Linked DNA regions of Homo sapiens: region 2 is linked to region 1. Evidence: chromatin contacts called from ENCODE Hi-C data. All regions are on one chromosome and are shown on one strand. The core of a region is the stretch at or near the end of the contact, and the rest is flanking DNA. Distances in the headings are between cores, read along the strand shown.

Region 1 (6,623 bases), core at 2,478-4,977:
CTTACTCAGCTCAACTCCACTTAAAGGCATTTTAGAATCTCTGGGCCTACTCTACCCATTTGACACCACAGTCGACAACCTCTACTAGTCCAAATCCTGTCTCTGTCCTTCTCATTCTTCAATGCCATCGCACTAACGGCTCAGTCTTCCATGGCTCCACACTATACAATCAGCATTTTAAGAATAATTCCTACAATCTACACTAAAAAAAAATACTTAAGATCCTCACATCATGTGTCAGTAGGCACTTTCTCCTCCCACTTCAGCTCTAGATGAGATGTTTTAATAACAGCCACTTATGGGGGAAAACAGCTAAGAAGGGAACAAAAAGTATAATCACACCTTATACAAATAAAGAGTAGCAGAGACCTTTAGACTAATCCAACATTTTAGTGGCACATTACCCACTAGGCCCAACTCTTCCTTCAGTAACTCTACAAAAGCTTACCTTGTAGAAGATTGATTCTGCAGTGATTATAGTGGAAACTGACTCAGGAGCTTTGATGGGCTATGAAAATACAAAAAACATTAGCACATTCATAGTATGTATGTGTCTACAGGCATTTTCCCAGCCCTATGAGAGTTCTGCAATTTGAGAAGTACTAAAATGTATTGTTTGGTGACAAGAACTGCAATAAAAAGATAAATGATTTTCTGAATGTTGTGGCAAAGCAGTCTATTTCCACTGCAATTTCTGCTACTATTAGCTTAAAAATTGCTGAGACAAAGGACAACCTTCTGATTATGCTGCTGAGATCTAATGCAAAGTCCTCTCAGAGCTTCACTACACATAAACATTCCAGTTATAAAAATGTACCTGCTCTAATAGCCTGAGCATGACAGAATGCAAGTAACAGAAAATGTACAGATGAATACAAAGTGAAAAAGTGTCTCCTCAAAGACATTTCCCAACTCAACTATGGAACTAGCCATAATACTCAACATAGGTTTTCTAGCAAGCTGAAACTAAGGCTTTAGAAACTTTGAGAGTTCTTAGTAATTTGCTACCATCCAACCATTTTTGAGATCTCTACTAAAGCTTCAATACATACTTTTATGCCACAACATAGAAAGTAGGCCTCCCCAGATGTGTCTTGCTTAGTACCATTGAAGAAAGGTTGCAGAGAAACGATAATGAAATAATTGCTGAGAACACGGTATACCATACTTAAAAGGAAAAAAATGTGCATATGTGATACAAATATCAATAACATGTTTTGTGTAATCAACAAATGCCTCACTTAACTATAAAAATCTTAAATAAATTAGAAGCAACTAGTCTGAATAAGAAAATACTTTGGGGAAGGGAACATCACACACTGGGGCCTGTCGGAGATGGGGGCCAAGGGGAGGGAGAGCATTAGGACAAATATCTAATGCATGCGGGGCTTAAAACCTAGATGATGGGTTGATAGGTGCAGCAAACCACCATGGCACGTATACCTATGTAACAAACCTGCACATTCTGCACATGTATCCCAGAACTTAAAGTAAAATTAAAAAAAATTCATTAAATTAAATTAAAAAAAAAAAAAGAAAATAGTCTGCCATCTGCATAAGTCTACTGCAGGGTCCCTTTGTGTTTTAGAAATAAATATGGCCAACTTCAGAAACGTCTTTACGGGTAAGTGAAACATTCCTGTTCTGAAAGAAAAGAATATCATACTGAGACTTAAAAAAATAGTCCATAATGCACTGTCCACTGTGTTTGAACATTATCCCTTGTTTATAAAAACTGAGAATTTAATTGCAATAAAAATATGCTTTCAACTACTTCCAGCACAGGTCTTTCAACAATCTCTTTTCTTAGAGCAGAAGAGGAGATAAGGCTTAGCAAAATTTTTGACTCATATTCATCAAATACATCATCATCATAAGTCAGTAAGATACATTTTCTGGGGCTTTAATAACAAATAAATATGCAAATGATGAGTTCTAGTGTTAATATTTACTTAGATTTTTAAAGAATGAAAAAAAAAAGTTTTCTTAGTGTACCTGGCCATATCAAGAACCATAATCTCTCCTCTTCCTTTCCATAGAGAACCCCAAAAAATGGGCTCAAGGTTGATGTTTCTTTTAAACCCATATTTTATATTTTCCAGGGGAAAAAATAAAAGCTAAAAAACAAAAAGGAAAGAGTATTATTAACTTTATAAACAGTGAGCCTCCTGCAACAGAGCTCATTCCCTTTTGGGGAATCTGGACCATTCCCCAGAATACTAAGGAAGGGCTACCAAGGGCAGAGTCCAAGTTCAATGGTGAGAAATGAAGGCAGTGGCAGGATACACACAACGTCATTACAGTAAAAGGCACTGTCCACAAATATCTTACATTTTTCAATTTAAATATATGTCTTCTCCCTTTTCCTTTGGTGGAGACTTTCTTTTCAGCAGCCGGAGCAGATTTGTATTTAGTGTTTCTGAGCCGAGCAGACCTCCTGTGAATTTCCTGCTTACTCTGTTACACAAACAAATTAAAGAACAAAAAGAGAAAGAAGTAAAAAGTGCATAAAGGTTGCAGTACAATCATCTTACAAGGATCCCAGAGTATGTACTTTATAAGAGCATTTAACAATTAAGATTGCCCTTTTGCTTTTCAAGAGAAGTAATTACAGCAACTAGGCTAAGTAAAACCGGAAGTTCAGCACCCGGAATCTCGGAGCTCGCTGGACAGGCGTCTCCAGAGCCTCCAAAAGGTGTGAGCTGCTTGTAATAGGGCAGGAGGCGGGAGTAGGAGTCAGTCTTGACCAAGACAAACACTATTCATTTGTTGTGTCTACAATAGAGAAAAACACTTAACAACTTTACTCCCTAAGGCCAGAGAACGTAGTAGGTTATGGCGCCCCCTGCAACGGAATACTTAAGCTGCCATTTACAATAATGACATAATAATCTTACTTCATAACCTGATATGACAAAACCTTTAACAAGGAATGAGGTCCAGCGCCTGCATTTGTGGCATGACACTGTATACGACTGTGTAGACATGTGTATATTGAGATTTTCTTAAGGGCTTTACATCTTGGTTCTTATTGCTTTGAATTTCTTACAATAACAGGTGCTTCGGAATGGGCCAAACGAAAGATCTCAGTAGGAGGTGGGGAGGGGCGTTCCAGCCAGCAGGAGCACGGCGATCGGGGAAGCCCGCGCCCGCCCGCTCCCAGCCAGCCCGTCCCCGCCCGCCTAGCACCTGGTCGGCCTCCGCCGGCGGGAGGGGCCGGAGGAGCTCACCTGCTTGCCGCCCCCGCCCCCGTTGCTCTGCGGAGGGGTGGCGGAGGTGCTGGCGAAGGTCGCCGCGCCGAAGCCGCCGCCGCCGCTGCCCCCAGTCCCTCCAGCCGCCCCCGAGCCTGCGCCCCCGCTGCCCGCGCCGCCCCGGCCAGTGCAATGATGGCAGAGGATCTCCCCCTGCGCTCCCTTCTTCCACATGGAGGACGACGTGGTCTTGCATACGCTGCAGGTGGGCTTCAGGCCCAGCGGCATGGTGGCCGGCTCGGGCGGCCCCCGCGGGCGCAGAGACACGGGAATGGCGGACGGTAGCCCGGCCGCCCCCTGGTCGGCCCGCCACTCCCGGCGATAGGAAGAGCGGTGAGAGCGTCGGCACGGAGCTGCCGGTGAAAGGACCAGGCCGCTGGCGCTGCCCCGTGGAGGCGGGAAGCGGGTTCCGCCGGCTCCGCAGGCGGAGGCCAGGATTCCCTGGCCCGAGGCACTGGGAAGCAGGACTGGGAAAGGGATCTGGCCGGGGTGGGGGGGACGCGGAGACTTCCGGCGGTGAGCTGGCCCCAGGGCCCCGCAGCCCGACCGCCTGACCGGAAGTGCAGCACCCGGAATTACTGGGAGCTTGCTGCAGTTCCGCTTGCTGTCGCCTAGGGGCAGGGTTCTCAAACTTTTTGGTCTCAGGCCTAGAATTTGCCGGGTAAAATACAGGACGCCCAATTAAATGTGACTTTCAGGTAAACGACGAACAATTTTTTTAGCGTGAGTGTATCCCATGCAATAATGGTTTATCCGAGAGGCGTTTAACTGGGGGTCCTGTATTTTTATGTGCTAAATCTGGCAATCCAGGTCTGGCGTGGTGGCTCACGCCTGCAATCCCAGCACTTTGGGAGACCAAGGCCGGCGGATTACTTGAGCTCAGGAGTTCGAGATCAGCCTGGCCAACGTGGTGAAACCCCTTCTCTAATAAATATACAAAAATTAGCCGGGCTCAGTGGCGGGCTCTGGGGTAATCCCAGCTACCCTGGAGGCTGCGGCAGAAGAATCTCTTGAGCGCGGGAGGTGGAGGCTGCAGTGAGCCAAGATCGCGCCATTGCACTCCAGCCTGGGGGATAGAGTGAGACTCCGTCTCAAAAAAAAAAAAAAAATCTGGCAATCTTACTTAGGAACCCTTTACACTCTTAAAAATTATACTTTGGACATCGCCCTACACCTCCCCCATGTCTATACTTTTGTTTAGTTGAATTCAGAGCATGCCGTTTATGGACATCGACAAAGGGTTCAGAAAATGCCATCCACTGACATCTATGTATTAGAAATTGAAATTGAGACATTTTACAGCCTAAGATGTCAAGCGCACATTCTTCAGCCGTTGGATAATATCGTTGCAAATCCTGTGGACTCTGAAGAGTATACCGATTAGAGAATGCGGAGAAAATCGAATAGCTGGCTGTTATTCAATTCAAAACTGTTGGAAAACAGTTTTGGCTCTGAGGACCCAGCAGTTGACAAACAGCAGGCCTGGGACAAGAGCAGTATGAGAAGTCAGATCGCCTCTTTTAATGTCACTAGTCAGTACAGGCCTCGCCAGACAAGTCTCTCCTCAGCCTCACTTGGAAGAACATGCCCTCTCTTCATGATCCTGGGTTTCCTAGACTTAGTATCCTTGGAAAGGTCTTGATGAATATATTGTGGTGGGAAGCAGTGGGGAGAAACAAACGCCTATTATGTCACAAAACCACATTTAGTGCTTATAACAACCTTGGAATGAGATATTATCAGATTTTACTGTTAATTGGTGATCAACGGAGGCACTTCTATGTGGACTGGCTGTCATTATAGCTGCTGCCCTTGGCACCAATTTCGAGGAGGGCTTTGGAACAGCCCTCTGGGGTGTGGGTTGTGGCTCAGTCACCTCCCCTCTAAATCTCAGTTTCCTTAACAGTAAAAATAAGTTTCCAGGACTGTTATGGGGATTAGGGCCAACTGTAAAAGTGGCTGAGGAGACTAGGTAAAGAGTGTTGTCTCACTTTAGAACAATGCTGAAGGTGTTTAGAGCCTGCCATCCTAAAATATGCCACTTTGGCATACTGATTCTTCTGAGCCAGAGGCAATGGAGCAAAAACAGATGCAGGGAAGGCTGTCTGACCACCCTCTTTCTGTTTGAAGCGGAACATAAAAGTTCCCTTGTGAAAGGTGCCCTTTCTGTACCAGGAAGAGGAGAATATTATTGCCAGAGGCAGAGTTGCCACTGAGAAGAATCTACAAACAAAACCTTACAAAAATTTGTAACCCATATTTTCCATTAACTTTCTACATACGGTTCTTCGTCACTTTCCCACAATTTGCCAGCCTTAGCCCAAGCCCCTTTGTCTTGTCACATCCCTGCAATTTATTATTTTTTGTTTAAAAGGACATATAAGCTTTCGGGCCTAGTAACTTCTATGGGTCTTTATTTTTCTTACAAAGCCTCCTGTGCATGTACAAAAATATTAAAACTTTTATGCCTTTTCCAGTAAATCTGTCTTATGTTAGTGTAATTCCCATGCCCAGCTACAGAACCAAAGAGGTGAGAAGAGGCCAGGCGTAGTGGCTCATGCCTGTAATCCCAACACTTTGGGAGGCTGAGGCAGGTGGATCACCTGAGGTCAGGAGTTCAAGACCAGCCTGGCCAACATAGCGAAACCCCATCTCTACTAAAATTACAAAAAATTAGCTGTGTGTAGTGGCAGGCACCTGTAATCCCAGCTACTCGGGAGGCTGAGGCGGGAGAATTGCTTGAACCTGGGAGGCAGAGGTTGCAGCCTGGGCGACAGAGCGAGAGACTCCATCAAAAAAAAAAAAAAAAAAGGTGAGGAGGAAGTTTCTCCTCACCTACAGTGTGAGGAAATCTAGGCACTTGATTTCCATGCTCCTGAATGTCTCTCCATTTGGGAACATATACCTCTCCTTGCAACTCATCTGCAAGTGACTCCCTCTCATTCACTGAAAACTTTGGCCCATAACTCACCAGCTTCCTCTCCACTACAAGACACTGCCATGGATCAGGTCAATATCCACATGTACAGTTGTCCCTCAGTATCCATGGAGGATTGATTCCAGGACTCCCGATGATACCAAAATCCACAATCCATAAATGCTCAAGTCCCTTATATAAAATGGCATAGAATTTGCATATAACCTATGCGCACCCTCCTGTGTGCTTTAAATCATCTCTAGATTACTTATACCAAATATGAAATAAATGCTATATAAATAGTTCCTATACTGTATTGGTTTATTATTATTGTCATATTGTTCATATATTTATCTATTTTTGAGAATATTTTCGGTCTGTGGTTGGTTGAGTTTGTGGATGTGGAACCCATGGCTGTGGAGGGCCAACTGAATAACCACCCAACAGCAGGCTTC
Region 2 (6,181 bases), core at 685-3,184, 1.2 Mb after region 1:
AGAGGGGCGCCAGCACGAAGCCACGCAGCGCGTCCACGTTGTTAAGCCCCACGAAGCACACTCCGCTCAGCACATCGCCGTCCACCTGGCCCAGCGCCAGGATGGTGATGGTCTTGATGGCCGGCACAGCCCAGGCGGCCAGGTGAAAATACTGTGAGTTGGCTTCGATGGCCTCGTGGCCCCACTTCATGCCAGCCGCCAGGAACCAGGTGAGCGACAGGATCACCCACCAGATGGAGCTGGCCATGCTGAAGAAGTAGAGCATCATGAAGAGGATGGTGCAGCCCTCCTTCTTGGTGCCCTGCGCCACAGTGCGTGCCCCGTCCTCGGCGAACTTGTCATTACACACCACTCGGTCTTCCAGGAGGAAGCCGGCGATGTAGGCCACGGCCACGGCCGTGTAACAGCCGGACAAGAAGATGATGGGCCGCTCCGGGTAGCTGAAGCGCCGCATGTCCACCAGGTACGTAAGCACCGTGAAGAGCGTGGAGGCGCAGCACAGCACTGACCAAATGCCAATCCAGGTGCGCGAGAAGCGCAGCTCCTCGGGCCCGAAGTACATGAGCCCATACACCTTGGTCGGCTCACAAGGTGCGCCGCAGTCCTTCTCCCCCAGGAAGTGGTAGTTGAGGTAGGAGGGCACCTTGAGGGCGCGCGGGCAGGAGAACTTGCCTCGCTCCGACGCGCCGGCGCCCCCCGGGAAGCCGCCACGGTGCCCTCCGCCGCCGTGCTGAGGGTTGCTGGTCCAGAACTCTGGAAGCAGCGAGGGCGTCGGGGTGCCCTTGTCGGACGTGTTCTGGCCCACGCACAGCTCGCCGGCGCCGTGCACCGGGAACTTCTCACACTTGAGCGTGTCTGGCCACTGGAAGCCGAACTTGTTCATGAGCGCCTCGCAGCCCTGGCGCGCGCGCTCGCACAGGGAGCGGCAGGGCGGCAGCGCCTGCTCTAGCACGGTGCACACGGGCGCGTACATGGAGCACAGGAAGAACTTGAGCTCAGCGGAACACTGCACTTTCACTAGAGGGTAGAACTGGTGCACCTCCAGGCCCGCGTCCTCCTGGTTCGTGTGGCCCAGCAGGTTGGGCATGATGGTCTGGTTGTACGCGATGTCCGTGCACAGCGGGATGGAGATGGGCTGGCAATAGCCGTGGTCCGGGACGGAGATGCCCCGCTCGCCGTTGTACTGCTGCCCGCTCTGTTGCTGCTGAGGCGGCGGCGGCGGTTGCTGCCCCGGCCCGGGCCCCTGGCCTGGCCCCTGGCCCGCCGCCTGGGCCCGGACCCCCAGCAGCAGCGGAGCCTCCAGCAGCCAAAGCAGCAGCAGCAGCTGGCGCGCCAATCGCCGGGGGTCAACTGGCGGGCGGCGGCGGCCACCGGCGTCCCCGCTGCCCTCCTCCGCCAGCCGGGCCGAGAGCGCCCCGGCACAAAGTTCCCAGCTCGCGCCACCGCCGGCGGCCCGGGACTTCTTAGGCGCCTCCTCCTCAGCCATACTTTCTCGGCTCCTCTCTTGGCGCCGCTCCGCTGGGGCTGCCAGGGGCACGGCCGGCGGCGGCTCCCCCTGCGGCCAGGGAGACCTCTGCGCGGGTGCCCTCCGTCGAGCCCAAGCCGCTTTCGGCCCGCTCCCCCGGCTCCTGTTCTGCGTACCGCAGCCGCCGCCGCCGCGGAAACTTGCGATTCATGAAGCGCGGGCGGCGGGGAGAACCCGGGTGGCTAGGGCGCGCCGGGGTCGTGTCCCGCCTTCCTGGCCCTCGGCTCGCTGGCTCCCGGCTGGCGGCGCCGCGCTAGTGGCCGCGGCCCCGTAGAGAGCGCAACTCTCCGCAGCCCAGCGGGCTCGGCTCCCCCCTGCGCCTCCGCCTCCTTCTCCGCCGCCGCCGCCTGACCATTTGTGTCAATCCCTCAACTCGCTCCCTCTCCTCTGCCTCGCGCGCCCTCGGACCGGTTTCCAGGCGCCCCGTAGTCTGTCTTTCACCAGGAGGGAGGAGCCTTGAAACCGACGCAGAACTGGAGGCTCAGGGACCGTCGCCCAATCGCGGCTCCGGCTTCCCGGCGCAAAGGGAGCCGGCCGCCTCCTCGCCAGAGCGAAAGCCAGCGGCAGGAGGGCGGGGTAGGAGGAGGCGGGAGGAGGAGGAAGTAGTGGTGGTGGCACTACTCAGGCACAAAGAGTAGGATTGCTCTGAAGCGGGACAGGCTTGGTTGCTTTTGCTTTTTCAGAAGAAAAAGGCGAGGATACGTAGGAGAATGGTCCCATATGCTGCTGGAGATAATGAATAGGAGTCAGAGGACCGCGGGACTTCGCTTTTCTTTTATTTTATCCATTATCATGTTTAAAAATCCTGCTCTTAACGCTGGTTACCAACAGCAAACCGGGTTCTGCTTCCAGAACAGATGCCTTTGACTTAAGGAGCGCACGGTTTCCTTTGAGTTTGTGTCTGTCGAGGTTTTGTTTAACATATTACATTAATAAATCCTCCAGTTCGCAGGCTGGGCTTGGCGGGCTTTGGTCGCGCCATTTCCCCAGAGGAGACGTTCACGGGATCGCTGTCAAATGAAACAAAACACAAACTTTGATGGAATTTGGAAAGTAAAGCCAGATGCGCCTTCTGCTACTATCATTCTTCTTGGAGTCAAACTCCTTTTTTTCCGCCTCTTTAATCAAGTCAGAAACAGAAGCAAAAGAAAACTATCCATTAAATTTTTGGAGAGAAAAACTTAAGAACCCGACGACCGAGGCAGTGGGGGCGCCTCTCTGGGATCGTCCTCGCCGCTCCAGACCGCAGAGGTGGCGCCGGCGGGAGCTGCACTCGCCGGCAGCTTGGGCCCCTGGGGAGCCTTTCTAAACCCTGGGGACGCCCACGGCTCCGATGGGAACTCCTGGGACCTGGGCCATTTAGGTTCCACAGGCTGGGCTGCAGAGCTGGAGACGCCAGTTTAATAAACAAAACAAACAAACAGTCTGAAAGCAAACAGCGAACTGCACATTCTCTTCCTAATTCCAAAACAGCATAATCCGTCTCAACAGACGCACATTAATGTTGTTTTCCTTGTAAGATTATTTTAAATGATGGTTTGACTATGTAATTCAGTTTTATAAGAAAAGTGCCATTGGACTATTAATTCTTCCATTTTTTTTTTTTTTTTGCCTGTGATCAGACTCTATCTCAGCGTACTTTTCACCAATTACTTTCTATCATTCATTTACACATTCATTTGTTTAATAGATACCAACCACCCATTGTGCTATAAGCACTCTTAGGTCGTAGAGTATAAAATGAAGGAGACCTGTGCCAGCCTTAGAGAGGGGCATAGTACAGTGAGGCACAGAAATGCAAATCACTTGTTACAGTGTCCATCCCAAAGCCAAAAAGGCACATAGAAAGCAACCAGCTCAGATGAAATGGGGTTCTGACGGAGAGGTAGGTGCAAGGTGCAAAAGATTAAAGCTCAAATTCACTTGAATTGCTGAAGGGGGCCAGAGAGGTGAGTGTAGCTGAGGCACTTTGAGGGGAGGCAGGAGAAAAGGTTTTAATCCAGACTAAAACGTTTGGGCCAAATTATACAGAAAATAGAAAACTATTGAAGGTCACTTTCCCCACATAAGCAGGGAGTGATTCCAGGGTGACTGAAAGAGGGCACCTGAGGCAGGCTGTCATTAGGAAGCTTTAACATTCATCTACACATAAAGGTTACTACTTAGATGGGTGTTACTTGTACTACATGCTAACAAGTCTCTGAGAATTTCACTACCCAGCATGTTGGTGTCTATAAAGAAGGTGCAGTCATATCTTTACCTGCTAAAGCAAAATGACATCTGTTTGTCTCAGATACATATGTTATTGTTTTTCAAATGTTTATATAAGCAGTACCTTCATAAAATGCATTTTTGCTTTAAAGTATTTGATTGCTAGCATTTTTTTAAAGCAACAGGTACTAAATGCACAATTATGTGAGCATGTGTACGTGTGTTGACTGTAATTTATGACACATTTTGATATTGAAAAGGAGGTTGGGAAGCACAGCTCTCTGAAGTCCTTTGAACCGTTCAATAAGTGTTCATTTTCACTCTAGCATCCTGGCCCCCAGGCTCCCAGGGACACTTTTTCTCTAGCCTTTCCACTCTGATGCTCATTCCTCTGCTGATAGTATCCCATGTTTAGGAACTTTATCAAGCCATCTCTCTCCTATCACTCCTGTCTTGGAAAGATTTAACCTGTCCTGTGTTCTATTCTCTCAAGTCATTCGAGCTGACTAGGCTGAGTGAAAAGTGAATTTATTCTGATGTGTTAATTACCAAGAAGCATCACGTGTTAAACATCCATCCATCCCTACCATCACTCCAAATCCTTCTCCTTCTCCCCTAAGGGGTTGGGGCACAGAGATATGGCAGAGCACTCAGTTCTGTTTCTCAGAGTAGAAGACACTCTCTTGCTTCAAAAGTTGTTCTACTGAAATTCTTGAACTTGTTTTATGTTTCACCTGACAGTGAAGTTTACTACGAGGAGGCTCAGAAGTACAGCTAGAGTTAGAGAGAGAGAGAGAAAAAATGTCATTCTTACCAGATTATGAAACTGGAAGCAACCAAAAATGTCATCGAGAAATGAGTTAATTTTCTGCAATCTACAATTAAGAATATTGGATCCAGAAATATTAAGGGATGTGCCTCACTTTAAATGGCCCTATTTGGCTTGAATTTCATTAGAAGCTTATTTTAATCCTTGTATGTTATTTTAAGTAGCTATAGTTCTTTTTATCTTTTTTTAAAAGTTAGTTTTCTGTGGAAGTTCTCCCTCAATAGAATGTGTAAATAAAAGACCTTATAACATTTTTAAAAAATCATTTTCTGAGAGTTGTCTTTCAAAGTTAAAAAAAACCAACAAACTTGATTTTCATTTATTATACAAATACAATATTTAATTTATCAAAACTATGTAATACAGAGGAAGGTACTAAAATCAGAAACAATTCCGAGTTTTAGTCAGTAATAACCAGGGTCATGAAAGGAGGTCTGTTGGGGGAGGTAATGAAGGCAATGGGTAACAAAATATTAGAAGACAAATATGAGCAGTGTATTTTAACAGAATATAAAATGTAATATTTTCTCAAGATGTGGAAAAGTTTGAGATCCACAGATCAAAATTACTAAGTAAGTATGAACTATTATGAACTTGGTAATAAAAATATTTCAGTTAGGTCAAAACTATAAACATAACCCAATTCTTCCTTGATACTGCTTTGTCAAGCATCAGACTCAGTCAAGTTTTCTCATATCAAAGATCTTGTTTTATCAGGCCTTTCCCAAATCTTCTGAAGTTTCTCCAGACTGCTTATGTCAGGTTGAATGTGGATAATTAGCAGGGATGGAGATCCAGTTCCAATTACATATAGTTGAGTGTACACAGACACACAGGCAGTTAGGTGAACGCTCCATGTGCAACCCAACCTGAAGGATCTTAAGCTTTTAGGTGAGTTGCTTTTTTGCTGGCTTGTGAGTGGCTGACTTGAATTGTCTTTGTTGAAGAATAGAGATTAACACAGGTTAAGACTATATTTTTGAACACCTACTGTGTATACTTGGTGTTATTTTGCACGATGTATCCATACGTTGTGTTGCTTAAACTTTGAGGAAGGTACTAATTATCTTATCCCTTTTTTTTTCTTTTTCTTTTTTTTTAGAGACAGGGTCCCATTCTGTCTCCCAAGCTGGCATGATCATAGGATCATAGTTCGCTGCAGCCTCAAACTCCTGGGCTTGAGCAGTCTTCCCACTTTAGCTTCACTAGTAGCTGGGACTACAGGTATGCACCATCATGCCCATCTAATTTTTTAATTTTTTGTGGAGACAGGGTTTTGCTGTGTTGCCCAGGCTGGTCTCAAACTCCTGGGCTCAGGCTGTCCTCCCACTCAGCCTCCCTATGTTATCTCCTTTTGATTGATGAAGAATTGAAGGCTCAAAACAATTAAGTAATTTGTACAAGATCCCATAGCCAGTAAGTGCCAGAGTGGGGCTTGTGTCTGACCAAGGTCCATGGACTTCCAGTTAGTAACATTATGTGATCATGTCCACTGAAAAAATTGTAGAAGAAAATGTGGTTTCTGGGAGCACACCAGATGATTGCTCGGTATTTAACATAGTTTTCTATACCAGGATATATATGCTAGGGGCTTAAATGCTGGGATTCACTAATGA

The links. Hi-C counts contacts between places; a loop is a spot of excess contacts on that map. Pooled maps may share reads with other maps.
Region 2: a map of IMR-90 shows a loop between it and region 1 (27-fold over the local background). The contact joins the promoter of FZD1 here to the promoter of GATAD1 in region 1. A Hi-C loop is called at or near these places in 4 of 168 maps with a recorded cell type or tissue (IMR-90, chondrocyte, naive thymus-derived CD4-positive, alpha-beta T cell and 1 more), 13 of 37 single-sample maps with no recorded cell type and 27 of 50 pooled maps.

What each region holds. Positions count from the first base shown.
Region 1 is chr7:92,444,586-92,451,208 of GRCh38, reverse strand. GATAD1 (GATA zinc finger domain containing 1) reads right to left here and starts at 3,727. Exons shown (of 5, transcript NM_021167.5): 1 at 3,231-3,727; 2 at 2,332-2,457; 3 at 449-508. The coding sequence starts at 3,479. RefSeq lists an enhancer at 2,558-2,607 and a silencer at 3,038-3,807.
Region 2 is chr7:91,260,186-91,266,366 of GRCh38, reverse strand. It overlaps FZD1 (frizzled class receptor 1), which reads right to left and starts at 1,934. Exons shown (of 1, transcript NM_003505.2): 1 at 1-1,934. The coding sequence starts at 1,486. RefSeq lists silencers at 1,190-1,249, 1,340-1,849 and an enhancer at 1,970-2,149.